4 separate regions of the Mus musculus genome follow, and regions 2, 3 and 4 are each linked to region 1. A link is a loop called in an ENCODE intact Hi-C map of the cell type or tissue named here. Cell type or tissue: heart. All regions are shown on one strand.

Region 1 (8,000 bases):
TGGAAGATGTTGTGAGTGTTCCATTAAAGAAGGTTCCTCGCTTCACCGTCACCGTCACCATCACCGTGTGTAAGTCACTTGCTTTTGCACCAAAACAGCGTGCTCGCCAGAGAAGATGATGACGCACTGGCCAATGGGAGAACTGAAACAGCAGAAAGGAGCAGCTTGCCTCGAGGCTCACCATCATCCCTTTCTAGGAGACCTTTGTTCACTAGAAAGAGAGAGAGAGAAAAAAATCAGTTGCTGTGCAGAGGTTTTTCAGCTGTCCACAGAGAGGAGAGCCAAGGAACAGCAGAAGTTCCAAAAGAAAACAGCTGAAATGGAAGCGCAGAATATGCAGTGTTTGTGGGAAGACCGGCAATGGGAGAAGAACTGAAAGTGGAGGAGCTAGCTGTGCTATGGAAAGAACTAAAGCACAAAGCAAGTCTGTGCACCATGTGTGTGCAGTGCCTGTGGTAGCCAGCAGAGGGCATCAAAGCTCCTGAAGCTGGAATTACAGATGTTGGTGACCTGCCCTAGGGGTGCTGGGAATCAAACCAGGGTCCTCTGTAAGAGCAGCTAGCGCTACTAGTTGATGTTTTTAAATCGGTCAAACCACCTTTCTTCAGAAATCATATCTTACTGGGGAAATGAGTAATTTGAGAGGAAGGTTCAGGAACTTTCCAAAGCAAGTCTGTCCTCAAAGGAAAGAGTTAGGTAACTTTTTCTGTCAGAATATCCTTCCATATTTCATTAACTTCTTCTCCAGACACCATCCAATCGGAAATGTTCTATCTCCAATCAGAGTATCTTTTTTCAAACCAAGTGAGCTTTCTAAACATCAAGTACATTTTTCCTTCCATAAAATGTAGCTCACATAAAATCTTTTTCAGGATTAGAGAGATGGCTCAGTGGTTAAGAGCATTGACTGCTCTTCCAGAGGTCCTGAGTCCAATTCCCAGCAACCACATGGTGGCTCACAATCATCTGCAATGGAGTCTGATGCCCTTTTCTGGTGTGTCTGAAGAGAGCAATGGTGTACATAAAATAAATAAATAAATCTTAAAAGAAGAAGGAAAAGAAGGAGGAGGAGGAGGAAGAGGAAGAGGAAGAAGAAGAAGAAGAAGAAGAAGAAGAGGAGAAAAGAAAAGAAAGAAATTTTTTAAAAATATTTTTTTTCAGACCAGGGGGCAAGGGCTTGGTGGGGGACTTGCTATATAAACCTGACAACCTGAGTTTGACCCCCTGAACCTATGGTGGAAAGAGAGGGAATGGGGAACCTCTGGCCATTTGTCACCCCATCGCAAGTATTTTGTCAAGATCTTTCAAGATGTTTGATTGGAACATGGCAAGTTCAGGCCAGCAGTTTTTTTTGGTTGTCAAGGGGATATTAGGGCCAGATCAACATCTAACTTGAGGTCCAATTGTGTGGAAAAAAAATTTTTTTAAGCAAGCCAAGACTGCCTTTGGGAACAGAGGCACTATTGCCCATGTTCGTTGGTCTAAAAATGGGCCAAGGCCAGTTTCCTGCTCTGGAATGGCCTCCAGAGACCCAAGTTTCACTGGAATTAAATTCCCAAGCGTTTCCAGAGAGAAGAATAAAAGACTCCTGAAGCTGAGTCAAATTCCCAGGACACTGCTACAAACAAACAGACCCTTTACCCACATCACATGCCTGTCGAGCAGAGAAATGGCTGAAGTTGGGTGTAGCTCCAGAAATAAATAGCAAAGACTAGCCTCTCATGTACTGGAGGTCTCATTAGAGAGTAAGAGCAAGAAAGCTTACCAGTTCGGCAAATGAGGACTCCAGACTAAAACCTCCGTTCCCCTCACATATCAATGAGGCTGTTAGGAACTGTGGCTCCTAGACTGGGTGACGTCTCCAGTAAGGGACCTGACCTGCTTGCTGTTTCACCTTAGTGATCACTAAGGACAGAGTGGTGCTTGGGAGGGAAAGAAAGGTGAGAGACTGGAGTTTGGGGATAGGAGAGAGGTGAAGAAAGGGCTCTGGTACCAACATGTAAGAATATGTAAGAGTTGTTTGTAAGGAGAAACAAACACTGAGACTCCAGATGACCTCAAACAGCTGTGGGAGGCTTTATTTATTGTCGGAGAGGTAGATTGTCTAGTTTGGACCACACTCTGACCAGGGCACAGGACCCAGTCACTCAGGAACCAGAGTCCAGGAGAAGGCAGGTCACATGCTTCAAGCCTCAGGTTTTGTAGCTAAGAATCGGGAAGTGGGAGGGGGATCTTTAGGGGCAGAATGGGGAGTTTGCTGGGTCCCTTAGACAAGCTGTTTTGAAACTACTTGGTCTGTTGTCTTCTTCTGCAGCCACTGGGTGTCTGGGATTGGGGGCAGCTGCTTTTCTTCTGCTGTCACCAAACATCTGGCTTCCCGGAACTTTGAATTCAGTTTCAGTGCCTTGGCTTTTGGGAGAAGACAAAGGGGTTCCTTTACTCTTCTTTTCCTGAGTCCTAAAATCGTCGGACATTGACCACTGGCCATCTACTGTACGGAAAAGCCTTTTCATGTACTAAAAGCAGGAGTTAAAGTGGGCACTTCCTGGCCTGCAAACAAAATGACTGCAGTGGCCGGTTTAGAAATTTCCTGCTAAAGAAGCAGATTGGGGATAGAGGACAGCCATAAAGCCCTTAGTTCCAGCCCCAGGACAAAACGGAGAAAAGGCCCAGTATGAATGTCCAAAGGTAACGCTATGGCAGGGTGAGGTCATGTGAGGGCTTTAGGCTAGGAAAAACGTTTTCTTCCTGGTCTGCTATACCCCCCCGGGGGGGGGGGGGTGCAGATGACAGACAAAAGCTCACCATGGCATGTGTTAAGCAAGACAGGAAGCCCGAACTATTAAGGAAATGCTAAGTTTTCAACAACTGCTGTTGACCTCAGCACTCACAGATTTCAGAATCCGTTCATTAAAAATCGGAACAATAATTCCTTGTTAATTACTTTATGTTGCTGTGGGGACCTCAAGGCCAAACAAAGCTCTCAGAAAAGTATAAAGGGCAACTCAGAGTAGGACTGTTGACTGGCGACGTCATAATCTGCACCTTTGAAAGTTTCCTTCGGCTAATGCAGCAGGAAAAGAAGCGAGCAGAAGGACAAGAACGCTGCATCGCATTGATCCCGGCTCCGGAAGAAGAAAAGAAATCCAGCTCGGACTTGAAGCGAAGGAGAATCTCTAGCAACCTCCGAAGCCAGCGCCTCGGAAGGTGATACCAGAGCCTTGGTGTCCGGAGCCCGCTCTGCCAGCCCTGGGCATCCTAAAACCCGCAAGCCTAGGTGCGCAGCCAGTGTGCCAGCTCGCGAGCGTCCCCTGGCGCCACCGCCGAACACTGCGGCTCGCAGCGCGAGGGGGCGGAGCGGCCGGACGAGCACAGGGGTGTGGTGTGGGCGGGGTCTTCTTTTTATTTATTTATTTTTTTTATTTTTTGCGCGCGCGCGGACTGATGGCGTCATCGAAGCGACTGGCCCGGAAGGAAGTAGGGTGCTGAGGGGTGTGGCGGTTTCTACGGTTGCACGGGGGTTCGGCTGTGTACGGAGCGCCTGGAGGGACAGCCTGGTACGCGGCCGCCGCCCCTCCGTGCACGCTCGGCATCGCTGAGGCTCGGGGGGTGGGCGCGGCTGGAGCTGACGTCCTGAGCCCCCTCAGCTCGCCCACCCGGGAGTCCAGTCCCCTGCCCACGGGTCCGAGCGGAAGCTCTCGGCCGTGTCTGCCTCGCGGAGGAGGGCGGGGAAAGGGCAAGAGGTGGCTTTGGGGTGGTAGTGAGGACATTTGCAGAGAGGACACTCCTGCTGCTCGGTAGCTGAAGGCCGCTACGGTAAAAAATAAGTAAATTAGTCAGACCTGAGAGGTGGACTCCGTGCCCTGTGCCCGGTGTGCACGTCCGTCACTGTAGTGTTTTCCAGATCCTTCAGGGTTCAGGAAATGAGTGTCTACATGTAACTCTGTGGCATCTGGGACCCTGGACATTTGGGGACATCCCACCCCACCCCACCCCACCCTCACTTCGGAGTAGTCCAGAGTCTCCAGCCTGAGACATTTCCAGTTTCCTATAACCATGGGGCTTGCGGGGGCAAAGGATATGGGAGAATGTGTTACAGTTTTACATAGAGATCTGTCCCGTTTAAGTCCAAAGGAACAACAGAGAAGGTGGAGGACAGATCAGAGAGAGAATCCTACGTCGGAACTCAGTTGCTTGCTCTTCTCTCTCTCCCTCCCTCCCTCTCTCTCTTCCCCCCCTCAGGGTCCTAAGGGAATGACTGGTGGTTTCCTTCGAAATGGCAGGCAATTAGAAGTAGGAGGCTCTGACCAGAAATACATAGCCACAGCTGCCTGTCATTTGACATCCTCTGTAATTTGGGCCAGCACCCTGCAGCTGCCTCTCTTCCTTACAAGTATAAATGGCTCTGTTGACAACATGTTAACGTGAAGGGGAGAGAAGGCTGTGTTTTGAACCTTGCCCAAATGGCACCAAATCTCTCTTAGGTATAGCTGTTTCTGGAGCTAATGCCCCCTTGCTTCAATGGGAATTATACTTCCACAGTTAAGGAACGGAATGTTGACTGAGAACAAGGACACAGTGAGTTGTAGATCTGGCAAGTAGTGTGTGTGTGTTACAGCAGGCTGCCCCAGAATCACTTTACGTGAGCTTCAGCTTGGTGGCTCTCCTGTACGTCAGGCTACACATTGTCCCATATCTTCTCTCTAGGATACAGGTTCACTGATGGCTCAGTTGGGAGCTGTTGTGGCCGTGGCTTCCAGTTTCTTTTGTGCATCTCTCTTCTCAGCTGTGCACAAGATAGAAGAGGGACATATTGGAGTATATTACAGGTAAGGCAGAGACAGATGGCTCCCTCACCGCTTATAAGGTGCACGCGTGTCTTTATTTAAGTCTATAAACTTAAAACTGCCTTTAGTATTTTAAGGTGCTGCTGATATGAATTTGTGGGTTTAAAAGCAAAATCTGAAGGAACCATTGCTCTTCCAAGATCATCTCTTGACATAGTTTTCTCTTTCATCACCTGAAGAATCTTGTCTCCACCCTGCAAGGCTGCTTCTCCAAAAGTTGGCACAGTCCCAGTGCTTGATGGCAACTTGAGAAGTGTACTCTGCTAACTTGAGAGACTGTTTTAAAGTGAATGTTTCAAAAAAAATGTAAAGGCTCTAAGGATGATTTGTATCAGGGCAGCTTTCGGGGAATGACTCCTAAATGATCTCGAATTACTTTCTTTCCAGTGGCTTTTGTGACCAAGGTTTTCATTGTAGGTTTTAGAAGGGGAATTTGCGTGACTAATTGTTTGGTTTGTGGTGCTGAGGATCAGAGTCACAGGCTAATGCATGCTGGGTAATTGCCCTACCACTAAATATACCCCCAGCCCTTGCTGTAAGCCTATATGACACCACCACCACCCCCTCTGAGACAGGGTCTCGCTATGTAGCTCTGGCTTGCCTGGAATGCTCTACGTAGACCAGACTGACTTGAACTCAGATCTTCCTGCCTCTGCTTCCGAGGTGTTAGGATTAAAGGGGTGTGCCAATATGTTCATCTTGACCCCTCCTCATATATGAGCCCTGTAATACTTATTTGTGGACTGCCAGTAGCAAGCTCTAAATGATCATTAAATGAGAGTTGTAGCTCTGTGGAAAAGCTTCTGACTAACATACTCAAGACCTGGAGTTTAAGAACATACATTAAAAAAAGAAATGGAAACTTTTATTGAGTTTCCTGTCTTTGGTAATTTATCTCCACCATTCTGCTTTCGTGTCCCCCAAAAGCTTTGAATTTTGTCAGTCATGTACAACTTGATTAGGACTATATGTCAAATATATATATTATATATATATTATGTGTATTGAAATGACTTTAAAATTATTCTTGAACCAGTATAGTGGCTCAGCACCAGTAATTCCCCACTTGGGTTAGGGCTAAGGCAAGAAGATTACTATGAGTTTTAGGTCAGCCTGGGCTACATAGCAGGTGCTGGGCAAACCAGGGCTATGTAGCAAGATCCGTCTCAGAAACGGTGAGATATCGTATGCCAGGCCCCAGAGGATTCTGGAGCTTGGTGAGAGAAAGCAGATCCTTCTCCCTTAGTTAAATCCCACTTGCCTCTTCTATCACGGAGTCTTCTCACTTCCTGCTAAAGTTACGTAAGGAGCGAGCAAGGTGTAGCTCATCATGGCAAATACTAGAATGTGTGATGCCCTGGTGCCCTGAGCACTGCCCCCAAAACTATTCTTTTAATTGTCTATGTCACTGGACTCCAACAGTAATGCTGCTCGTTGAAACTGGGTGGAGCGCTCTGGTGGTCACCACAGGCACAGCCGCCCTGGCAGACTTCTCTCTGGACCCATGTGTAGCCAGGGATTCTGCTGCCTTTGGTTTCCTTAGGCTCCATCCTTCCTTCTCTGGTGGAAAAGGTCTGACTAATGGTCTGACTTTTCCATCAGGCTTCCTAGAGTGTTGAGATGGAAGAAAGGGAGAAGGAGTAACCGTGTCACTCTACATTAAATTTCTATAGGAATACAGAGATGGGTGGCCTTAAGTCTTGATCTAAGGTAGTGGTTCACAACCTTCCTAATGCTGGGACCCTTTAATAGAGACACCCATGTTGTGGTGACCCCATCCACACAGTTATGCTCATTGCTGCTTTATATCTGTAATCTTGCTACTGTTGTGAACTGTAATGTAAATGTCTGTGTCTTAAGTGACCCTTGTGAAAGAGTTATTTGACCCCAAAGGGATTGGGACCCACGGGTTGAAGCACTGATCTAAGGACCCTCTCTTGGGATACTGAATCTGCTCTCTCCTCCTCTATAGAGGTGGTGCCCTGCTGACCTCCACCAGTGGCCCGGGTTTCCATCTCATGCTCCCGTTCATCACATCCTATAAGTCTGTACAGGTATTTGTGGCTCGTGTGGGATGGCTGGATCATTTCAAATTTGGGTTGTTGACTAATACACAATTTGAAGTTATTTAGAGGTTAGATGAATACCTTTTCATTGACAGACTTAAGGATTCTCTCTCACACACAATTTGAAGTTATTTAGAGGTTAGATGAATACCTTTTCATTGACAGACTTAAGGATTCTCTCTCTCTCACACAATTTGAAGTTATTTAGAGGTTAGATGAATACCTTTTCATTGACAGACTTAAGGATTCTCTCTCTCTTCCCACCCCCCCCCCCACACACACAGTCAGAGGCTCTTCTGTAATGTCACTTGATCACTGAAATAGCTGAATGAAGCCAGTGACTGGCTTTGGCCTATCAGCCCCAAGTAGAGATTATTTCCTCACTTTTGGGGAAGAGCTAAAGAAGAATTTTTTTTTTAATGAATGTTTAGAAGAAAAGTCAAGTATGTGTGCATATTATATCATAGGTTAAACATGACAGTTGGAAATAAAACATGGAATTTTGCTTGTACTTATTTGAAATTCAAAACTATAAATATAATTTCATGGGGAGGAAAGTATATCCAACCAAGACAGGGCCAGAGCGATAGCTGAGTGGTTAAGAATACTGGCTACTGCTAAAGGGGAGGAACAATATGAACTAACCAGAATCACCCTGAGCTCGTGTCTCTAGCTGCATATGTAGCAGAGGATGGCCTAGTCAGCCATCAGTGGGAAGAGAGGCCCTTGGTATTGCAAACTTTATATGCCTCAGTACAGGGGAATGCCAGGGCCAGGAAGTGGGAGTGGGTGGGTTGGGGAGCAGGGCTGGGGGAGGGTATAGGGGGCTTTGGGGATAGCATTTGAAATGTAAATGAAGAAAATATCTATTAAAAAATGCTTTTAAAAAACAAAAAAAGAATACTGGCTACTCTTCCAGAGGAGCCTGGTTCAATTCCCAGTACCCACAAGGCAGCTCACAGCTCACAAATGTCTGTAACTCCTGTTCCAGCTGATCTTATTCTCTTACTCATGCAGACAAAACAGCAGTGTAAATAAAAATAAATTATATATTTAAAAAAGTATATCCAACTAAGAAAACTCAGAC
Region 2 (8,000 bases), 680 kb before region 1:
TGGTGGCTCACTGTCAGGCCAAAGGGTTATGGTGAAACTCATAAACCAAGGACGGGAGGGCAATGGGTAGATTACATCACAACTGCCATTTTGTGGGACTGCTTTCCCCAAATCCCATATGCTCTCAATATAAGGGGCCACTAGGGCTCATTCATATGCCCGTTTCTACTCTTCTTGCACTCATTGGTTGGCTTACATTCTCTAGCCCTACACATTTAGATGAATGATGGGTGGAGGTGACATGGGCTAGCGGAAATAGCCCCTCAGCCTTCTCATGCATTTGTTTCCCATCCCAGCATCTGGGTTCTTGGAGCCCACACAAATGGAGTCTGAGGTAGATTAACTGGGCATGGAAAGGCTTCGTAGAGCGCAGTCAATCCTCAGGCTATGACTATTATGCTGGACCAGTAACATTCTGTAATTATGCATTACAAGAGTTTCAACCAAATTCAATGAAATTCAATCAGGTTTCCATTTGAATTCAAATTTGAGTTTACTTTAATATTCAGTATGGGTCAGGATTTTCCCTTTTATTCCTTTACTTCTATCAAATCCCCCCCAGCATTATTTGTTGAAGAGACTGCCCGCCCCCACCAACTTTGTTGATGTGTGGATTTACTTCTGAGTTATCTCTTAATGTACCAATGGTTTAAAATAGCTGTTTTTTTTTCCCTTTCTGTACTTTTTTTTTTTTTTTTGGTAGAATGGTAATGTGATGTTTCTAGCTTTGATCATCTTTCTTAAGATTGGCTATTTGGGCTCCTTCATGATTCTGTAGGAACTGTACATATTTTAAAAATATTCCTGTTTTGTAAAGTCATTAGTATTCTGATAGGTTTTACAGAAGTCTGCAGATCACCGTGGGTAATGTGTACATTAATAATATAAACTTGCATAACCCACGTGGTTGGAGTGTCTTTCCTTTTCTTTTTAAAAATTTTCTTCATTAATGTTTTAATGTCTCAATCTATAAGTCTTTTACTTCTTTCACAAGCTGTGCTGGTTAGACTTTTTTTTTTTTTTTTTTTTTTTTTTTGTCAATTTGACACAAAATGGGATCATCTGGGAAGAGGGACTCAAAACTGAGAAAATGTCTGTATCAGATTGGCCTGTAGCAAGTCTGTTAGCCAAATAAACCCTTTCCTCCCCAAGTTGGTTTTGGTCAGTATTTACCGCAGAAATTGAAAGCAAATTGAGACAGTAAGCTAATCCTTAGTAGTTTATTCATTTTTAAAATGTAAGTGGGGTTCTTTTCTTTTTTCTTCTCTCTCTCTCTTTATTATTTATTTACTTATTAGTTTAATTAGGCTTTAATAATTTTTTAGGGGTAAATAGTTTCATACTATTCATGTTCCCCCAACATAATATTTTCATTATTTATTTGGGAAATGTAAAACCTACACATGGATGGTAGAAAACTTCCCATGTATGACAATGGGGAAAGCATGTGATATGGAGGCTCCTCAGAAACTCACATCTACAGCTACTGTATGTCCCACTAGTGAGGACCTATGCCATGCAGGTGACAAGGACACTGAGGCAGAGAGCTAGGCTGCCATGCTCGCTGCAGTGCTGGTCACAATAACCACTGAAGGGATGACCTAAACACCTTTTGTCAATGAAGGGGAAATGTGTATTATTACTAAGGACACACAATGGAGTAGTATTTTAAGAGGAGGAAAGCCTATGGTTGACAGCATCAGAGATGAACCTGGAAGAGAATATGATAAGAAAACTAATGAAGAAAGAAACTCAAGACACAAAGTGAAACACTTCCTGGTCACGCTTCCTTGTGCAAGCTAAAACAGCCAAGCTAATTAGGATGCACAAATCAGGATGGCATCTGCCAGAGAGTAGAAGAGGGGCGCGGGATTAGATGGTGCTGACTGAAGGATACAAATCTCAGTTATAAGTCTCAAGAACTTCACGTTCAGCGTGTGATTCTAGCTAACTAGGTTGTGTAGTGTACTGGTATCGAACAGGAGAAGGCTGTTTAACACACACACACACACACACACACACACACACACACACACACACACAGTGTCTTGGTTTGTTTTCTATTTCTGGGATAAAACACTATGACAAAAAGACAGTTGGAGAGGAAAGGGTTCCTTTGGCTTACAGACCCTGATTGGTCACAGTCTGTCATTGAGGGAAGTCAGGGCAAGAGCTGAAGCAGGGCAGGAATCCGGAGGCAGGAACTGAAGCAGAGGCCGTGGAGGAGAGTTGCTGGCTGGATGGCTGATCTTGATGCCCTCAGCTTGCTTTCTTATTGCACCCAGGAGCTCCTGCACAGGGATGGCCCGCTCACAATGGGGTGGGCTCTTCCATATCAATTAGAGATCACGAAATGCCCCCACAGACTTGTCTACAGGCCAATCTGACGGAAGCATTCTCTCAGTTGAGGTTCTGGGTTCTAGCCCAACAGATCTTACTTAACCTGGGGTAGCAACCCCTTTTGGGGTCGAACTACTACCCTTTCAAAGAGATCACCTAAGACCACTGGAAAACATATATATTTACACTGATAGATCATAACAGTAGCAAAATCACAGATATGAAAAAGTAACAAAAATGATTTTATGGTGGGTTGAGAGCCACTGGTCTAGCCTTTGAGTCAGGGCCTCAAGTTGTCCAGGTTGGCCTCAAACTTGGTCTGGCAGCAAGGACAGCCTTTACTCTGATCCTCAGGCCTCTGTTTTCCTGGTGCTCAGGGGGTAGGTGCACATTTTCACTGCAAGCAAGGTTTGTTAATTCACTTGAATGCGCCACTCATTTCCTAATGAGCATCAAAACATAAGCGGTACGCTTTCAATACATACACTCTCCTTTAAGAGCGTAGCTACATTCTAATAAACAAAGGGACATAAGTATGCAAGCCGTAGCGTTAGCCCGACAAATACCTTTGCTGACTAAGCAACCACGCTGCTCCATGGTAGGCATTACCTAGGTCTAGTGAGGTATAATTTACGGCCGTATTACATGCAGGATGGATATTAAGCACGAGTTGCTCAGAGTATTCAGGGCATATGTACGTCTGTGTGTGCACGTGTGTGTTCACATGTGTATGTGCAGGTGTGCAGACACTACGGCAGCATGGGGTCAGAGGACAACCTTGGATGTTGCTCCTTTTTCCCCCACCCTGTTTGAAGCAGGGTATCTTGTGTCTTTTCATCACACACGCCAGGCTCGTTGCTGTGACTTTCTGGGGGACCTTCTCATTTCACTGAGGTATGCCGGAGTCACAGGTGCACTGTACCACATTTGGCTATGTCTGGGTTCTAGGGATCTGAACTCTGGTCCTTACATTTGTCTGGCAAATGCTTTATCCACTGAGTTATTTCCCAGTCCTGTTTTTTTTTTTTTTTTTTTTTTTTTGTTGTTGTTGTTGTTGTTCTATCAACTTAATACAAGCCACAGCCATCTGGGAAGAGGACTCTCCCTCTGTTGAGAATGCTTCCATTAAAATGCCCATAGGTTAGTCTGTAAAATCTATAACGCATTTTCTTTAGTGATAATTGGTGTGGGAGGGCCCACTGGGGACACCGCCAGTGTCCTGGGTTGTATAGGAGCAGACTGAGCAAGCGATGTGAGCATCACTCCTCCATGCGCTCTGCTCCAGTAGAGCCCTAACTCCAGGCTCCTGCTTGAGTTTTTGCCTTGACTTCCCTTCATAATGGAAATATAAGACGACATAAACCCTTTCCTCCCCAAGTTGCTTTTGGTCATGGTGTTTCATCACAGCAGTGAAAACCTAAATGGAACACACTTCTTCCCTGTCTCTCTGTTTTTATGTGACAAGTGATTTTGTTTCTTAACTGAATTGTGCTTGATTGGCAGTGATTCTGTGCATGAGGGACAATACAGCTACAATGTCTAAGTAGCTCACAGCCCTGACTAGTCTCCTATATTTCTCAGAACCTGTTCATGAGTGGGAGAGGACTAGAAAGCAATTATATTTAATATATATAATATATAATATTATATAATATATAATGTACATAATATATAGAATATTATATATACATATATATATGTGTGTGTATGTCTGTGTATATGTGTATATATACATATATATATTCCTTTGTGAATAATAACTGGATGGAGTCCACTAGTGATGCCCGCATTCGCGTGGATATGTGGTCATCCACTGAACAAAACATGGACTCCCAAGGCAGAGAGTTCCTAGACTGAAGCCAACTCCAAGATAAAAGGTGAGACTTGTTTATGAAATGGATGAAAATAAGCAATAAGGTGGAGGGAAACAAAGTTTGGATTTCAGGCCATCATTTTTATACGGGGCAGGACTTAGGAAGCTGAGGTCCAGGGAGGGACCAGGGAGCAGAAACAGAAGAGTGGTAGGAACAATCCGTGAATGAGGCAGCTGTAGCTCTACACGACGGCCAGCAGGGGGAGCTGCAGCCCATTCTTCACCTCACACTGCCCAGGTGAGTAGCTCAGAGTCCCCAATCTATTTACTGCTGAAAGACTTGGTTAAGCCACTTAACCTTTCTGTTCAGTGGAGGTGACAAAGTGGAAGTGAGGGTTAAATGAGATACTATGGGGACCATGCATTTATATAATAAGGCAGCTCCGCGAAATGAGAAGGGACTGTACCAGACATTCAAAATGAGACCCCCAGCCTACTAGAAGACGGTGCCAAGGGGTAGCGCACCATATAACAAGGGAGGCTGTTGCAGTTATTGACCATTTTAGATCTTGGTTTTGTGGAACACTAGGTGCCTCATTTCTTCATGTTCAGAGAGAGGTCATATATAGGAAGTCCAGAACCCGGAGTTCTGTGCCTTTAATTTGCAGGGAATCCTTGCATTGAGGTGTGTTCCTCCTTTCTTTGACTGTTCTTGGCAGAAAGTAGCCACATAAGCTTGGGTTCAGGGTCTGAAGCCAAGGTTAGGAGGCTGACCAACACGCTACCTAGCTGTCCCTGAGGTTTGGGGACCTTTCGGCTCACACATGCTCAGAGACCACAGAGGGCTTGCACATCTGAAGAGATGAGGGGCAGGCTGACCACATCAAAGTGATCACCTATCTGGACATTTCTTAAGGCACAAGTCCCTCAGCCATCATGGTGGCTGTCTCTACCTGCCTAAACTTGGAAGAAGAATAAGATCTGGCCTGGACCACTGTCAAGGGCTGGAGGATCTCGAAGAAGTTTCCTTAAGGTGACTATCTACAGCCCCTTTGTGGGGGCCTGGGCCCTCATTATCATTTACTACATTTTCTCCTAAACACCCCAAGGACTTTTCTCTGGAATAAATGAAAGACTAAGTTACTTTAGAAATAATACTACTTTTCATTAAAACCTTTTCCTGACCCTTCCAGTCTTGATGACATATTTCCTGTTCCATGTGACTGGGTTCCAAACTAACAATTCTAATTTTCTACTATAAGAGGGGAAGTGTGTGGCATCCTTTGGTCCCTCTGTGAAAACCCTCCTTTCCATCAGTAGCCCAGGAAACCACCCTGTGACAGAGTGAAGTAAAACAGAAGCGGGAAGGTTGTTTCCAGCCTTTCCTAGAACCCTGGGGAAGGTGTCTCCTAAGAGAAGGTGATGGCTTTGATGCGATTATAAGGAAGAAATGTGGGCATGGAACAAGGAGTACAAGGGTAATGTGGCCCATTAGCCTGACTAAATAAGAGACATGCAGAATTTGTCTCAAGAGTGTACCAAGATGCTCAAAACAGAAACTAGAGTTGAAATGTTCCGGAGCAGGCACTATCCATCAGAACACCTGTCCGTATGTGGATGCTCTGGCTGTCCTTGAAAAAAATGTTCTCAGTTCTCTTTCATGCAGGAAACTTGGATGCCTTTGCTGATTATTTTAGTTTTATGGTGCTGTGGATTGAACTCAGGCCCTTGCATGTTCTAGGCAAGAGCCCACTTCCAGTCCAATATAGAAAACTCCTAGGATGTCTGATGCCAGTGTCTCACAGGATAGACTTGATTTACAGTGTGTGATAGAGAAAAAGGTCACTCCAACCTTCTAGAGCATTCCTGAGGATTAACATATTAAGGAGCCATACTATACAAGACAGTGGCTACTAGCCACATGACATTAAATGGCAGCCACAAAGTCAAATGGTCTAAAAGTAAGCAAAATAAATCTGCTGAAATGACAATGATCATATATAGAACCTAATAGCTTTGGGCCACTCTTTGATCATCCTGAAATGGTCTATGACAGCAGTTCTTAACCTGTGCGCCTTGAACTCTTGGTGGCAGGGAGTGTCAAATGACCCTTTCCCAGGGGTTGCATACTAGATATTAACATAACGACTCACAACAGTAGTAAAATTACACTTATGAAGTACCAAGGGAAAAATTCTATGGTCTGGGGGTCCCTACACCACGAGGAACTATATTAAGGGCTGCAGCATCAGGAAGGTGGTTAGGAACTAATCTGTAGGATGGAGGTACTCTGGAACTTCGGAACTCCTCAGTTCTTCCACTGACACCCCCCCTCCCCAGAGGACTAAGTCCACTTGTCTTACCCTCTTCCCAGAGCCATGAACCTCATGGCCAAGGTCAGCTACCCGAGCCTCCAGAACTCCTGAAGGAGCTGACAGCCACAGAGATGTGTGGTGGAGGCTCTCCACTCATCACCATCCTGGACAAGAGATTCCTGGCTTGCTTCACCTCACAGAGCTGGTGAGTGGCACAGTAGGGAATTTTTTTTTTCTTTTTTTTGAAACAAGTGTTTTTCTGTGTAGCCCTGGCTGTCCCGGAACTCACTCTATAGACCAGGCTGGCCTCGAACTCAGAAATCCGCTTGCCTTTGCCTGCCAAGTGCTGGGACTAAAGGCGTGCGCCACCACTGCCCGGCCATAGTAGGGATTTTAGACTGGCTTTGACTTGGCCAGCTTGAGCTTGCTCACTCTCTCAGCCCAATCATTCTACCATGGGGCGTGAAGTCTAGTCACAAGTTTCTTCCAGTAGGAAGTCTCCTGCAGAGTCCTCAGTCCTCCACAAGGCTACTCTATCAACCAGTCCCTCTCTTCCCCTGGCCAGGACATTCTGACCCCTCATTGCTACCACTAAAGCCAGCAGCAGCAAAGGGAATTCCAAAGACTCACTGTATAAAAAGTTCTTCCTTTCGTGGCGGAGGGTGGAAGGGCAGGGTCCTGTCTGGCTTCGTGAAGGGCTTTTCTGAGTGTCTGGTAAGGCTAGCTGCAGGGGCCTTTCAGAGTAAACCCGGCAATGAACCTTAGGTATGACCTCCCTCAGGACCACAGAGGAAGGGAGCTGCTTTCAAGGTGGGTCAGGAACCCAGGCAGCCTTTATATCCATGCATCCCAGAGAATGCCCACAGATTTGGGGTCACCTGGGGGTCTTTGGGCCACTCTCTTGCTCTATACCAGAAGTGTGTACAATCACTAGGCGGTCTCTCCTCTCTCCTCTCAATGTACCTGAGTGTGTACATTTACGTAAGGCTCCTGCAGTGAGCAGGGAAAAGATTAAGGTGAGGTAAGAAGATGTCTAAGCTGGGAGTGGAGGTACACACCATTGACCCCAGCCCTGAGGAGGGAGAGGCAGGGCATCCACTGGGAGGAGGTTCTTTCTTGCCTTCATGTGGGTTCTGGGGATATCCAAGTTATACTAGAATGTTTCTAAACACAACAGATATTTACATTCGAACTATTTGCCCATTTCACTGTCACGGAGCATCCCAAAGATGCAGGGAGATATTTAAGGGTTCAGTTTGGAGTATATTGACCCTAAATCAGTGGTTCTCAACCTTTTTAGTCCTGCAGCCCTCGAACACAGTTCCTCAGGTTGTGGTGACCCCTAACCGTAAAATGATTGTCTTTGCTACTTTGTAACTATGACTTTGCTACCATCATGAGTTATAATGTAAATATTTAGAAAGACAGGCTTGCCAAAGGGGTTGAAAGTTGCTGCCCTAGACTGATACATAAATAACTCTTACCATGATGGGCTCAGACCACTGGCTAATGCATGTGGGTATCAGCCAGTA
Region 3 (8,000 bases), 640 kb before region 1:
AAAAGTCTCATCATGCAACAAGGACTTCATGGAAATAAAAGCTTTCTGTACTTCTTCAGGTACGCCAAATGTCTCCATCACCCTAAGATGAGAATGTAAAATGTGTAGAGAAGACTATCAACAGATTTCCAACCTTTGATTTTTGTTCATGCCCTCAGTACCTCTTTTACATGTTTGCTCCCTATCTGCCGCACATATCTGTCTGAGGGTCTATGCTGTGCCAAGCCTCTGATGCCACAATATTCCCCTCATTTCCATGAATTTGGTTCACACTTAGCTAACTGACTGGCTTTTCAAGTATGCAGACCCTAACCTAAAAGAGCTCAGTGGTCATCTTGTTCTTTTGTGCCTCCAACTAGATAATCATGGGAATCATGTGGCCAGTTATGCTTCTATACACACACCTCTAACACATACCTTCTTTTTACAAGACATAACACACAGTAAATAGTTACAAAGATTGGATAAATAATGTTTACAGTCACATCAAAGTTTGTACAGAAGAAATTTAAATTCAAGTAATTCTATATTCTTGTTTTATTTCAATACAAGACATGTGTTGTCCTCTTAAAAGTGGAAATGCACTGTGTACTCACAGACTTACTTAAGTATATTTTTTAATATATGGGAGATTTAATTTACTAATAGAAGAACCAATTTTATGGCTATTTTCCATGTCTTTATTATATCAATGTAATCCTACTTAATCACAAATAATTTCTTTTTGGGACATTAGGGATTAAACAAAACGTGTTCTTCCACTGAATTATACTTCCAGCCTCCACTTTCAAAAACCTATGTTTCTACTATATGTCAACAGAGAATTACAGCTGGGTATAAAACTCCCTCTCAACTATTAGCTGCTGTTTTCATCTTCTTTGGTTAATGAGGGTTGAGATGTGAACACTACTGGAGGCGAACAAGCCACCTTGCCTCATTTACCCATTTTTACCTTATTTCCATGATTCTTGTAATGTGTTTTGGGGGTCTAGTTGTGGTTACACATCTTCTACTTCCCCCCTCTCAGGGTGTGTAGACACTAGTCTGGAAGGATGAAGCTGAGTTCAAAACAGGTGGGGTCTGCAGGATCCTGGTCTGGCTAGGAGTGAGTGTCAGGGGGGTTGGGGAGAGAGAAGGCCTTCTCTGAGGATCTTGGTGTTACAGCTCTTTTAGATAAAGGCCTTTTCTGACAGTCTTCAATGAAAGAGCTCTCTAAGATGATCTTAGCTTGTGTTTATTCCTTTATTTAAGGTGAGGTTGTACACATACACTTTATTTGGGGTTAATCAAGGGTTATATAGTTTTAGGAAAGGGGGTAGGAGTATATAGGGTGGACAAAGGTCATTGGCTGAAGGCTAAGGGTATGAGGTGAGATGCCTCATTAGCATGGGGAGGCATTTCAGGAATCTCAGATGCTTGCTGATTCGGTTCTTAGTTTCTTATCTTATTGAGGAGAAAGGAAGCTTAACCTGTAATTTCACCAGGCCTGCATGACATTCCACAGGTAGAGGGTATGGGGGTTTTGAGTTCCCCAGACAAGGTCAGAGAAGGAGAAACCCTACTGATAAAGGGAGTCCCCATTTTATGCCGAGCTCAGAAGGCTTTCCAGACAGTGCTAGACTGAAGTGTCTTAATTACCAAGGCCTGACAACTCTAGTAGAAAATGTTGACATCTCAGAGAACTCTAAGATTCAAGACAATAAAATGACTGAACTTAAACCCCATTTCTAGGTACCAGCAAATATCTCTGGTCACCCAAACTGGGAACATAAGATGGCACACATTTAGAGATCTTCAACTTCCATGGAAAGAACCTCTTGGTGTTTTGTCATATGTATTAGAATGTTTGATCAAAAATCTTCCAAAGAGGATGCATCCTGTTCTGTAACAGTATCTTCAGGAGGCAGGAACAGGTTTCCCTTTTCTGTGTGCTGGACAGGAAGTACCATTTGATCCCCATGGGTTAGCAGAAGGGGGATGCTGGCAACCACACTGCTATAGTAGGTGTAGAAGATGCTCTAACTCCTCAGCCATGGGAAATAAAAGCACAGGCATTTGATGTCTTGGCTTATTGAGATCATATCACTTATTTCTGATGTTTACCTGTGAGTCAAGAATAATTTTGCAAAACATTGTTAAATCTGGATTCTCATGACTCTTTCCCGGAAATCCCTTACCTGTCCCTTGAGTGGGTGTGTTACATTTTAGTGAGGGGCTGTACAGTTTGGGGTAATTCGGTTGGATGTTCCCCTGGTTCACAGTCTTAGTAGCAGCAATATGTAAAACAACACAAATCTCAGGTGCCCCAATGGCTGTCTCCCTGCCCTGCCCCCATCTTCTCTTGCTTATTTGGAATTAGAATGGCACACAAAAGACAGATCTTTAAAGTGTATTTAAGTGACGTTTATTCTTTAATAGGAATTATAGTTTTGTCTTCTCAGTTATCTTCAGAATAATCCTGTGGGGGTAGATTGCTTTTCTTTTCTTTTTTTTCTCCTCCTCCTCTTCCTCCTCTTCTTCTCCTCCTCCACTTCCTCTTCCTTCCTCTTCTTCCTCCTATTTCTCCTTCTCCCCCATCCCCTCCCCCTTCTTCTTCTGCTTCTTCTTATATCTGGAAACTGAAGCCAACATAATTAATCCAGGAGGCCAGCTCTACAGTTTTAAGCAGAACTCTGAGTTCCAAAGTCCCTGTAACTTCTATACTTCATCTTAAGATGAAATAACTTTTAAAAATATTTTTTAATGGGCCCAAGATATGGCTTAAGAGATCAGTGCATTTTCTGTCAAGACTGACAGCCTGAGTTCCACCCCCTGGACCCACACCATGGAAGGATAGAATGAACACTCTTGCAAGGCCCCCTATCATCTCTGCATGTGTGCATTACCCTGGGACTTATCTATGGAGCTCAGCCAGAATTAAATAGGGAATTTTCCAAAACCATAGTTCGTCCTGAAGTCCTCTTTATGAATTATGGTTCATCTTCCCTGAATTTTCCTGTTCTTCTGTCTACCTTTCTTGTTAGTTGGGCTGCAGGAAGCTTTGGAGCGAGGAATAGAAGAAAACAGGGATCAACCTGCACTAACAACTTTCTCTAAACTGGTGGAATATGAAATGACAGCCACTTAGAGAACTTAGTAAAATGCAGAACCTCACAGGGTGACAGTTAATATTTGCACCAAAGTCAGTTCAGGAAGAGAAGGAAACAGCTTACATGGGCTCTTGGCAGTTAACTCAAACATTTACCATACTTCTTTCTGACAGCAGAGGGCGCTACGCAGCACAGGATGGAGAAAGAAGAGAACAGGCTTAGATTTGTGCACAGTAGGTCAGACCCTAGCAACTCTAGTTCAAGTTAGTTTATTACTCTTACATAAAGCAATATCACATGGCTCATCTTTTAAAATTCTCAAATAGTGAATAGCACTTAAAATATGAAGCCAAAAATGCTTAAGGCTTGATATACTTAAATATGCAGCCATTTGTTTGTTCTTAGTAATACATTTTATCCCCTGTGGTAGGAACCATTGACAAGGAGGGAGGGAGAAAAGGAGGGAGGGAGAGAAGAAGTGAGGAAGGGAGAGGAGGAGGGAGGGAGATAGAAACAGAGAGGTGGGAGGGAAAGAGGGTGGGAAGGAGGAAAGAAGAGAGGGAGAGAGAGAAGGAGGGAGGGAGGGAGGAAAGAAGGAAGGGGGAGAGAGAGAGGTAAGGAGAGAAAGAGGGAGGGAAGGAGGGAGGGAGGAAGATAGAGAGAGGGAGGGAGAGAAGGAGGAAGGGAGGGAAAGAAAGAGTCAGTCTCTAAGAATTTGTTTTTATGGTCTACTGAGCTGCACAGCCTTCTATGCCTCAGTCTAGTCCCAAAATGCATTCCGTGGATAGGACGAGGAAAAGAAAGTGCCTGTGGTAAACTCTGGTGTCTGGGGTGCGGTCATGGGAGCCTGTAACCCCAGATGGCTAAGGCAGAAGAGTTGCTGTGAGTTTGAAGCCAGCCTGGGCTACATAATGAAACCTCATCACAAAAAGAGAATTAAAGAGAGAAAGAAAGGTAAAAAGGGGAGGAGGAGTGTGGAAGAGAAGAAGGGAGGGAAGGAAGGAGGGTTGGGAGGAAGGGAAGGGAAGGCAGTTCAGTCATGATTTTAGACAGTTTTAGAACTGCCTATTCCTCGACAGTTCTGTTAAGTTTCTCAGGGCAGAAGAACTCTGAGACCCAGTGCTGAGATTCGGTTCAGCCATTTCCAGGTCCGCTCCTGGGCTTATTTTATGTGATTTTTGCTCCATTTCCACAGTGTGTAATTTAATGATGGAGCTCAAAGCTTCGCGATCCCTACATCCTCTGATTGAGTGTTACAGTAGCTGGGTTCCTGCCTCCTTTGCGCACAAGCTCCCCCCCTCCTCCCACCATCTCAGCTCAGCTTCCCTCCAGTGATCCAAACAGCCTTCAGTCTGAAGGTTGGCTAGGCTATGCTGCTCATGCTTTTAAACCTGCTTCTCAGCCAAATACTGAGGCCCAAGGATCAGACAACCCCAGGAGGTGGGTACATAGCAGAAAGCTTGCTTTCTCTCACAAAGATGCACGGGGCACCTGTTATTCCAGATGTGATCCTAGGCTTTCAGCACGCAGTAGGGAACAAAATGGAAGAGGAGAGAATGCAGTTTTCTGAGGGAGCCGACATCCTCAGGGAGGGACAGATATGAAGACATGCAAATATCTGTCGAGTGGGACTGAACGCGCTACATAAAAAGGGAGCAAAGAAAGGAGAGGTGGGAAGCAGGTGCTAAGGGTGAAGATCTCACCCAGAAGGTGACGTGTTGTTAGCAAAGATGGAAAGGAGTTAGCTTGGATTCTCTATGCGGTATAAAAAGCTTCGGGGAGAAGCTTGAGCAAGGACTGTGGGTGGAGCTTGTGCCATGGGAGGAGCTTGTAGAAGGACTGTGGGTGGAGCTTGTGCCATGGGAGGAGCTTGTAGAAGGACTGTGGGTGGAGCTTGCACCGTGGGAGGAGCTTGTGCAAGGACTGTGGGTGGAGCTTGCGCCATGGGAGGAGCTTGTGCAAGGACTGTGGGTAGAGCTTGCGCCTTGGGTGTGAGGACTAGGAAGCTGCCTGTGTGTCTGAAGCAAGTTGAGAGGACGATAAGTGAATGATCTGAGGACTCAGAAGGTTCTTTTGGTGTCCCTGAGTGTATTAGTGTATGTGTGCTTGTGCATGTGTTGTGTGTACCTATGTGTTAGTTGTGTGTTAGATGTGTGTGTATATGTGTGTTAGATGTATGTATGCGTTAGGTATGTGTGTGTGTGTTAGTTGTATGTATGTGTGTGTATGTGTGTGTGTGTTACATGAATGTATGTGTGTGTGTTAGTGTATTAGGTGTGTGTTTTGGGTGTATATGTGCGTGTTCGGTGTGTGTATGTTAGATGTGTGTGTTAGGTGTATGTTTGTATATGTTACATGCGTGTATGTGTGTGTCTGTGTATTAGGTGTGTGTGTATGTTTGTGTGTGTATGTTAGGCGTATGTTTATGTTAGATGTGTGTGTGTTATGTGTGTGTATGTTTGTATGTGTTATGCGCAGGTATGTGTGTGTGCCTGGGTGTTAGGTGTGTTTGTGTATGTGTGTGTGTGTTTTCTGAACACTGGCTGTGCTACTTTTACATGCTGGACCGCATCAACTTGAGGGCTCACAATGCACGAGAGGGGCTATCTTGGCAAAGGGGGCGTGGTCTCAGAGAACCACACGGTCCAAGGCAGCAGGAGCTTAAAGAACATCTCCCCATACTTTAGCTGAGCAGGAAGCAGATTGGAACCAGTGCTGGACCTACCTCCATCCCTAGGCCCCACAACCTCAGAAAACAGTGCTAGCAGCCCAGCTGGAACCCGGTGTTCATAGGGATTAGACCTAACCCATAATGCCAGGGGAAGCTTGCTTTCTCCGACCACTGAACCCTTCTGCCAGTTTACCTTCTCTGCAAATGGAGGGACTGAAATACACCACCACATTGCTGTATTAGCTAGGATCAGCCCTAGTTCTGTGTTGTGAACTGGGAATCAGTGTAGCATGTCAAGTACCCCGAGTTAGACCTTGGGCTTCAACAGAGCTTTATAAACAGAAAGCTTTAGGTAGTTACCGAGCATTAGTATTGCTTTGTGATTATTATAAAGCCAATAAGTACCAACCATTGTTAGCAGGGGTGGCAACAAATATCCCATCACATAAACCCTACAGGGATTTTTTTTTTTTTTTTCAGCAAGAACTCTGTGTATGTGTGTGTGTGTGGGGGGGGGGGGTAGGGGTAGGAGTTGAGGAGGGGTGGTGTGTGCAACAGCTCTCAGGCCCCAATGCCTGACAATACTGTAGCCATTACACAGGACTCGGTCACTTTCCTTAATAGGAAAGGTTCACATGCTCTGCCTGGCTGAGGAATGCTTTGAGTGTCTTTCTCCTACTTCCTGATCCCAAACTTGTCCCTTCCCAGCCACCATTCCCCCTACATTTCAAGTTGAGACCAACTCGAGGTTCCCAGGCTGGGAGGGAAACACAAGGGCCCTTTCTAAGTTCTCTGCCAATTTTTATTTCTTCCAATAATACAAACCCTGTTTTTTTTGTTTTTTGTTTTTTGTTTTTTTAAATCGGCCAAATAAATAGAACCAAAAAAGGCAGTCACATCCAAAAGAGAGATTTATGAGATTGGTGCTTGAAGGGGCCCCTCCTCCTCTGTGCACGTGGCCATCCCTGCTCCCCAGTTGGGCCCTGAGGTCTCTAGGCCTTGCATTTCTGAGCCAGTTATAGCTCAGTCCCGCCCACAAGCCACTCCTCCCTTTTCTGACCTCCTTCCTCCAGGCTGGAGTTTACAAGGTGCCACCCTGCCTGGCTTTACTAAATGCAGCCCTTCAAGGTGTCTCTGCCCACGGGAAGCTCTATGAACAGACTTGTGGCATTTATTAGCAGGAGAGGGAAGGAGTTTGGCTCATCAGAGAGCAGCTGGAGACAGGGCTTTTCAAAGGCATCCACTGACCTCTGGCTAGGCTGCTGGGTGCCTGCAGTTGCAGACTCAGAGGACTTCTTGGATCAAGATTTCTCTCTTCTCTCCTCCTCCTCCTCTCCCTCCTCCTCCTCATTCATTCTCTCTCTCTCTCTCTCTCTCTCTCTCTCTCTCTCTCTCTCTCCTCCCTATCCCCTCTTTGCAGCAGTGTCCTGACCTTGCAAGGACCCCCATCCCTCCCACCCCCCACCCCCCAATCCATCTCCCTACATTGTGTCTGTCTGGTGAACTCAAGCTGGGAGATTAATTGCTGCTATCACCCCTAATCCATCACACTTCCCAAAGATTGTTTTGACATCTAGTTAATTTTTGGCTGATGATTTATCAAATTCTTATTACCGAGCTCTGAAGGGGCTCATTTATTGTGTTGATTCATGGTAATGATAAAGGGGAAGCCGTTTGAATTTTAACTACATTTCCCTCGTGCTTCTTTACCCGGTGTAAAAAAGAATTAAAGGGGAAAGGGGAGAGGGGGGCAGAGGAGACACAGCCAGGAAAGTCTTAAACAATTCAGAATGTGAATTCCGAGGGTGAGGGAACCAGGAGAGGGGGAGAAAAATCCCACACACACACATGCGCACACATATGAAGTGTTTTTAGCATCTGGGTCTGAACTGCTTTTGGAGAGCTCAGACCCCTTAGGCTCTTAAACATTTATTGCTCTGTAATATTACCTAAATGTCTACTAGCGTTTTATTCAAATAGAACTTAATGGTAAATGACTTTAGTCATACCCCAGTCAGTAGAAATGTAAAGTGAGTGTCTTCGCCGTGCCAGATGGCCGCTCCACCTTTGAAAAGTGCAATTAGACTTTTGTTGGCCACACTGGTCACTCCCCAGAACTTTTCAGTTTCTCATTTACCACTCAACTCTCAAGAGTAAGCCAGGTGGTGGGAAGGATCCCAGAGCCAGTGTCCATCCTGCTTTTAGGATATTAGAGAAAAGGCTCTCCTTCTGGGCGGGGT
Region 4 (8,000 bases), 840 kb before region 1:
ACGTTTAATTACGGAGCTCCGGACCCACATGCATCCCACACAGGAGATAACGGATGTCGGCCACGAGGCTTGAAAGCTAGGGGTTTTTATGGGGTAAGGGGCTTAGGGGTGTGGAATTCAGCATAGCGACACACTATTGGCTTATTCAAACATTAACAGAAAGGGCATCAGGACTTTGTTCCTGTGGGCTGGGGGCTTATCTTTGTTCACATAGCAACCAGTTGATGTATGACTTTACCTGGTGTCAAGGGGCAATAGACAGAGGGGAGGTTCCGGCCAGATGGTGTTGACTTAGATAATATAGCCCTGCTGGTCCTTGCATATCTTTTTATCTTTACAGTCAAGATGTTCTTAGGAATGCCTTAACAACAGCCCTGCCCTGGCATGCCTGGGGGCTGTTTTGCTTTGTTCTCAGTCTCAGGCTGGGGCAGTGGGCTCCTAAACAATTCACAAGTTACAATATTTCATCTTCCTTCATTATTCCCTTCCCAGTCCACTCTCTGACCAGTCCACCCCTGACTGCTCCACATCCCATACCTCCTCCCTTCCCCTGTATCCATGAAGATGTCCCCACCCCACCCCCTACTTGTAACTTTATATATGAATTGTTACCCACTGCGTTTTAACTCCTAACTCACAAAATTATGTCTCCTCCTTCTCCTCCTCCTCTTCCTCCTCCTTCTTCGTTTTTCGAGACAGGGTTTCTCTGTGTAGCCCTGGCTGTCCTGGAACTCACTCTGTAGACCAGGCTGGCCTTGAACTCAGAAATCTGCCTGCCTCTGCCTCCCAAGTACTGGGATCAAAGGCATGTGCCACCACTGCCCGGACATACATTTTCATTTCTAAATATCTCCATTGCTGCCTCTCATACCTCCAGCCCACATTCCCTCTGATTCTGGACTTCTCTTTCCTTGTGCCTATTTCATTTCATAATTTAAATACTGATACCCTTTGTTTTAAAATCTATGAATCAGCCAGGTGGCGACGGCGCATGCCTTTAATCCCAGCACTTGTGAGGCAGAGACAGGTGAATTTCTGAGTTCGAGGCCAGCCTGGTCTACAGAGTGAGTTCCAGGACAGCCAGGGTTACACAGAGAAACCCTGTCTCAAAAAAAAAAAAAATCTATGGGGCTGGTGAGATGGCTCAGTGGGTAAGAGCACCCGACTGCTCTTCCGAAGGTCCAGAGTTCAAATCCCAGCAACCACATGGTGGCTCACAACCATCCGTAAGGAGATCTGACTCCCTCTTCTGGAGTGTCTGAAGACAGCTACAATGTACTTACATATAATAAATAAATAAATCTTTAAAAAAATCTATGAATCATATCTCTCCAACCAACATCTCTCAATGCCATGCCTGACACACAGGGCACAAACCAGTGGCTATGTCTCTGAGCAAAACAAACATTAGGAATAGACATGGGGCACAAGGCTTCCTACTGCCCTTGTGCCTTTATTCCTTTATTTAAAGAAGACCTAAAGGATTATAATATATCAACTCACATACATCATACATTACTCATATATCAACGGACATAGGGGATGTCAGAACCATGTTGGATCTTTTCTCAGCAGCTCTAAAAGCAAGGGAACTACAGGCCTTACCAGAATGCTTAGGTTTAACACACAGTCACACTGTAAGATACAAAAATCAACGTAAATACAAATTAGTAGCTTTCATATATGCCAGTGACAGACTTATAGACAAATGAATGAAAAGTAAATCCCATTCTCAGTAGTTAAAAAAAAAAAAAAACAACAACAACCGAACAAACCACAAACGACAAAATAAAACACTATCTGGAAATAAACCTCGTGAAAGACCTCTCCAAGGAAGCTTCAACCCCCACTCCCCCTCCCCCCCACAAGGGCCCACATGCTTAAAATTAAAGAAGCTATCAGATGATGGAAAGACCTTCCATTTTCTTGCATTGACAGAATTAATATTGTGAAAAGATTATATTGCCGAATATGATCTCTCTCTGACTCTGTCTCTGAATTCCCACCCCCGTACCCCCAAGGTCTCACTTTGTACCCTAGCCTGGAATTTTCTTATATAAACCAGGCTGCCCTTGAACTCACAGAAATCTCCTCTTTCTGCTTCCCGAGTGCTGGGATGAAAGGGCAAACAGTGTTCTTCAAAGAAGAAACACAAATGGCCGGGACAGAGTGGAGGGAGGGAGGGAGAGAGGAGAGAGTTCGAGATAGGGTAACTGGAATGAACTATATATGTGAATAAAACTGTTAAAGAATACGTTCAATAAAAATTATAATAAAGAGAATTAAAAGTTGTAGAAATCGCAAAACACTTCAGCTTATCACTTACTATTATTAGATACTAAATTGGGAAAATTAGGTGGTATTTGAATCCTAAATTACTGATTATGATAATAGTAATGATTTTTTTAAAAAAAAAACCTAGTTCTGATGTTATGGCCATTTTTCAGATGATAATAAAAATGAAAAATATATGCTGAATAATTTATAAGAACAGAACAAGTGTTTTAAGGGATACTAAAAAGAACCCTTATTGCTACAAAGTAGTATAAACTTGTGGCATATTCATACCTTGAAAATATGCAGATCAGAAACATTGATATGCAAATATTATGTTTTGAAAAATAATGAGTACAAGTAAATGCTATTTTAATTTAACCTTATAAAGCTAGTCCGTTCTAAGAGGGGGTTATTATGCTTGAATAACAGTGCATAGTCTATATAATCAATTAAATATAATCTTATACAACAGAAATCTTTAAAAAATCAATCTTATAATGAGGATGGATGTGAAACTATAATGGCATTGTGATGTGATTATTTTCTTAAAATAAATTCCTATCTATATTAAGAAATGTTAAACATCCTTAGTCATCACGGAAACGCAAGTTTAAACCATTTTGAGGTTCAATGCATCCCAGTCAGAACAACTATTGTTGAGCAAACAAATGACAAGAAATGCTGGAGAGGGTGTGAGGGAAGAGGGGCTTTTAATCACAGTTGGGCGGACTATAAACCAAGTCCAGCCATGATGGAAACCAGCACGAAGCATCTTCAAAAAATAAATTCATAGAACTATATGATCTATCTATACCACTCCTGGAACCCCAGAGACAGTTGTGTATTTATATTTATTGCTGCTCTATTCACAATGACAGGGAAATGGAATCTGCTTGGATGCTCACCAATAGGAAGACAGAATTGAAAACGTGGCTTCTATCTGGAATTTTACTCAGCTGTGAAGGAAAACAATCACGAAATTTGGAGAACAATGAATGAATTTGGGAAAATATTTCTTTCTATATAGTACCATTGAATTATTAGAAACTATTATTTCGAGTGTGGGATGACAGACTCACATCCTCTTTCATATGTGGACCCTAATTTTCAATGTGGGAATAGGCTACAGAACTAGGTATGAGGACAGGGGAGTCAGAGTGTCAAGAAAGGGGTTGGCGACACCGTGACATGAGAGCGGACAGACAGAAGGCTAGTGTGGTAGGCATGAGGTAGGGGCGGAGAAGGCGAGGCCAGGGTCAGAGGAACAACAAAAACAAATTTTGTTTGAAAAAATCCCACAACGGAACTATTTGTGTAATAATAAAAATTAAAAAAGAAATACCAGGCCTCTTAAAAATGAAAGTTTAGAAAGATAATTAGCAACGAAAAGAACGTGAATACTATTTCCTGATATAGCAATTCATAATTCAATGCTCTACAAGAGCATAATGGTTAAACAACAGCAACAGAATAGCAACAACAATAAAAGGAACAGCCAGGCGCCAGCTCGTGGTCATTTCAACATGCCAGACGATGGCAGCACAGTACCACGAGACAGTCTCAGCTTCCCAAGTCCCTGTGATTAGCGAGGAGACTGGAGTGTGAATCAGACCATTAATGACCCAAAGAAACATCTTTCTGGACGGAAATGCTTAGCCTTGTAGGGTTAAAGGAACCTGCACTCCTGTGTGTGTGTGACAGTTGTGACAGTTGTTGATAGAGTTGAATGTGCTTCCTTTTTGTGTTTCCACCTCAGTTTAGATCCATCCTCCGTCTGCCTGTCTGTCCTTCTGTCCCTTCCTTCCTTCCTCCTTTCCTTCCTTTAGGAAGGCTTCAGCCGATGACAATATGACCCCGCTGCCTTTGGATCAGCGAAAGTTTCTGATAGAACATTCCATGGTTTTGAAACCAGATGAATGGTATGCCCTTCCTACTCCCTTTTAGATAATTATATCTTTATTGAGCTCGTTGAATTTTTTTTTTGTTTCTGCCAGTCTCTCCTTCTCTTACTATGCTCAGTACGAATTTTAAAGGCTTACGGTCGCAGCGACGGTTTGAGAAAGAGGAGCATCACCTCTGACGTCACAGTAGCGTCATCATCAAGCGAGTAAGCCATTATCTCTGCACTGCTTCCCAACCCTGAGTCCTCTTTGGTTGCTTCCGCTTTCTAAAGTAGAACCGCACCGGTGGCTCTTTGCGAAGAAGTTCGCAGTGTATTTTACGGAGTGTTAGGCAGCTAGGTGGTGAACACTCTCCGTACTCCTCAGTCCCTTCGATGTGTGACTTCAGTCCACTAGCTTGAGTCCTTGGCAGGGTCCATGTTTCTTTGGAAGGATGATAAGATTGCATGTCTTAATGGTCTAGATGAAAATGTTAGTCCAAAAGAGCATGCAAGCAGATAATAATAATGGAAAAAGCATTATAAGTTTTCCTGGCCAATAGTAATTTTTATATGTGTGTTAATTATATTACCCATTGATATATAAATGCGCAAAGAATCTCATTTCTTTTTCATGGATGAAATACAGATAAAATGGAAATGGAGAAATTCCAGTAGGATTTTATCTTAACTCCTCTCAGATGACTGTCTGGGGATTTGGAGCATAAACAGGAAGAAGTAGGCTAGTATTCGTCCATGAGTGGACTTTTCCAAAACTATGGTACATTCCCCTTTTATATGGGTAGTTTGGTTGTGGCTTGGCATCAGATTTCTGATCAAAGTAGCCTATTCTAGGAGGTTAGTGGTATTAAGATTAAGATTTTTTAAAATGATTTTTTTTGGTTTATTTATTTATTTCGTGTATATGAGTACACTGTCACTATCTTTAGACACACCAGAAGAAGGCATTGGATCCCCACTACAGATGGTTGTGAGCCACCATGTGGTTGCTGGGAATTGAACTCAGGACCTCTGAAAGAGCAGTCAGTGCTCTCAACCGCTGAACCATCTCTCCAGCTCTTAAGATGCCATTGTAATAAAACAGAAAAGTTATTGATCTTCTTCTCCCTGAGAAGGTGGAGGCCCCGACCCCAGGTATCTCCCCACCCTGGTACATCAAGTCTCTGCAGGGCTCCACACATCTTTTCCCACTGAGGCCAGGCAACGCAGCCCAGTTAGGAGAATGTATCCCACAGATAGGCAACAGCTTTGGGGATCGCCTCACTTCAGCTGTTCAGGGCCCACATGAAGACCAAGCTGCACATCTGCTACATAAGCGTGGCAGGGCCTAGGTCCAGCCTGTGTATGCTCTTTGGTTGGTGGTTCAGGTTAGTCGACTCTGTTGATCTCCCTGTGGAGTTCCTGTACAGTTCGGGGTCCTCAACTTTCCCCCTTTCCTTTTAAAAAGGCAATTAGGATGTAAAACTTAAAATTGAATTGTTGCAATAATTTCCAACCCCAATAAGCCCCCCCCCCCTTTTTTTTAAAGGTGGCTCAGCAGTTAAGAACATTGACTGCTCTCCCAGAGATCCTGAGTTCAATTCCTAGCAACCACATGGTGGCTCACAACCATCTCTAATGATATCCGGTGCCCTCTTCTGGTGTGTCTAATGACAGCAACAGTGTTCTCATATAATTAAATAAATCTTAACCCCCCCCCCCCAAAAAACAGCACACACACAATCCAGTTGTTATATTTATAAGCTGTGTGCCTAGATTGGGCAGATCTAGCGCTTTACTCACTTATTTGCCAGTTCTGAGACCCTTTGCTACTTGCAGTTTCTCATCTTCCCTTCCTCCTCCTCTTCTGTCCTCTCTCCTCCAGTCTAACACTATTAATACTTCATAGTTTACATCAGTGTTATAAATATGTTCAGTGTAAGAAAAGCCCCCCATTTTAAAAAGATTTATTTATTTATTTTATGGATATGAGTACACTGTATCTGTACAGATGGTTGTGAGCCACCATGTGGTTGCTGGGATTTGAACTCAGGACCTTCGGAAGAGCAGTCAGTGCTCTTACCAGCTGAGCCATCTCACCAGCCCCGAAAAGCCCCTTTTTAATGGACAAAAAAGGGAGGGGGTAATATAGCAGCTTGTGCTCTTATGCTAATTATGCTACTCAAAAACCTGTTCGCGTACATAGGACTAAAGGAAGTCGGCCCGTTAATAAAGTTATCAGCAGCCAATGGCTGTGCAGGGAAACAGAAGCGGGACTTTTAGGATTTTTCCAGGAGCAGGAAGAGAGGATTCTGCCATAGTGAGGGCATAGGAGGCAGACCGTGCTGGAAAGGTGCAGCAGGGTGAGCCAGCTGACATGTAGGTGCAGGGAGAAAGTAGCCCCAGGAGGGCTGCCCGCAGGGTCCAGGGCAGCAAAGATAAACTAGAGGTTTAGTAAATACTAACTCAGGAATATCGGAGGGGTGTGTGTGTTAGCCACGGGGAGTTAGGGAGTGGCCCAACCATTGAGTGGTTTAAGGTATTTAAAATATAAGGCTATGTATGTGTGTCTTTCTCTTGGGAATCCAGAACATTGGGGCAATAGTGAGAAGTGTATTACACCCACCGGGAAGTATAGAGTGGATTGACTATCTATGGCTACATTGGATGGCATGCAAAGGGACTATTTTAGCCGGTGTCTCTGTCTTCAGATAGTCACCACAGAAAGAAAAGCATCACCAGTCCCATATAGTCTGCTCTTTTCAAAGACCTACATATGTGCACACAACCATACCACAGGACAACTTCCCAAAGTATGACAGTTATTATGTTTTCAGTAGAGGGCTTATTAAATTTGGCTTTAGCAAATATTGACTGTCAGGAACCATCCAGGAGAGATTAAGGCTAGCCAGTGACTTTCCTTGAGGTAGCCCCTATTTTTGCATGGCCTCTGATGGGTGAGCTCTGAGAGGCAAGGTCCCAAGAGACTTCATCTTAGGATGGCTTCTTGCAGCTGATATGCCTTTTCCTATCACTATTACATAGCCTAATGATTCCTGAGCATCAGCCCACCCTATTGGGCAGATTTCAGGCAAATCAACATAAACGATGAACTTTCATGAATTAATGCTGTTTAGATGAATTAATGATATATATATTTTTTCTTTTCGAGACAGGGTTTCTCTGTGTAGCCCCAACTGTCCTGGAACTCACTCTGTAGACCAGGCTGGCCTTGAACTCAGAAATCCACCTGCCTCTGCCTCCCAAATTCTGGGATTAAAGGTGTGTGTCACCACTGCTCAACTTGAATTAATGATTTTAAAGAATTCCTGATTTGATTCAAATAATTCTAGGAAGAAACTTTTGAGAGATAATTTTTGTTATTTTGGAGAAAGGTATAATAAATTTAGAACCAAGAATAGAATATGCCCACTCCTCATAGAAAATAGTAAATAAAGGCTGAATAATAAGGAGTATAATACATTTTCACAATTACACTAAAAAGAGAAATAGGCTTGGACAAATGTGATCAAGGAAAAACATTCACTCGGACCCAAGGATGAAGACCCAAGTGTGCACTATGATAAAGCAAAGTCGTGTGAAAACTGTTGCTTTGAGCTTAAAGAATGAAACACTGCTTTGAAGTTAGTATCAACTTCTTTTGTAACTTCCTCTTTGTGTAACATTTTATCTATGGGGTAATTTTCTAGAGTACTTTTGTCTAAGAAGTTATTTTAAAAAAAGCCAGAGGGAAGGAAGGAATAATTGTGACATCTGGGCTCAGCCCCATCCACTGAATGTCTATATGTTTATGTCTCTTGGTCTATACATACGTGTGTAGGTA

Evidence for each region. Peaks named below come from ENCODE experiments on the same cell type or tissue, not always from the same donor. Only the 100,000 strongest peaks of a DNase experiment are listed, where the experiment ranks them.
Region 2: a loop joins it to region 1, with 6 times the contacts of the local background. A loop is called at or near these places in 7 of 42 quality-filtered maps.
Region 3: a loop joins it to region 1, with 4 times the contacts of the local background. A loop is called at or near these places in 4 of 42 quality-filtered maps.
Region 4: a loop joins it to region 1, with 5 times the contacts of the local background. A loop is called at or near these places in 15 of 42 quality-filtered maps.

What each region holds. Positions count from the first base shown.
Region 1 is chr8:27,020,350-27,028,349 of GRCm38, forward strand. It overlaps Erlin2 (ER lipid raft associated 2), which reads left to right and starts at 3,470. Exons shown (of 12, transcript NM_153592.3): 1 at 3,470-3,557; 2 at 4,708-4,829; 3 at 6,820-6,901. The coding sequence starts at 4,723. In heart, CTCF peaks have their summits at 465 (motif pointing right) and 3,310; DNase peaks (open chromatin) are centred at 2,222, 2,762 and 3,382; H3K4me3 peaks cover 2,136 bases; H3K27ac peaks cover 2,118 bases.
Region 2 is chr8:26,340,856-26,348,855 of GRCm38, forward strand. No RefSeq gene overlaps it. Among named protein-coding and RNA genes, the nearest start is that of Gm31784, 32 kb to the left of the region's middle. In heart, a CTCF peak has its summit at 4,405 (motif pointing right); no DNase peak of the experiment used is centred here.
Region 3 is chr8:26,377,625-26,385,624 of GRCm38, forward strand. Gm31843 (a long non-coding RNA gene) reads left to right here and starts at 4,122. Exons shown (of 3, transcript XR_378836.2): 1 at 4,122-4,529. In heart, a CTCF peak has its summit at 3,261 (motif pointing right); DNase peaks (open chromatin) are centred at 3,277 and 6,787; H3K27ac peaks cover 390 bases.
Region 4 is chr8:26,180,569-26,188,568 of GRCm38, forward strand. No RefSeq gene overlaps it. Among named protein-coding and RNA genes, the nearest start is that of Thap1, 26 kb to the left of the region's middle. In heart, a CTCF peak has its summit at 3,804 (motif pointing right); no DNase peak of the experiment used is centred here; H3K4me3 peaks cover 551 bases.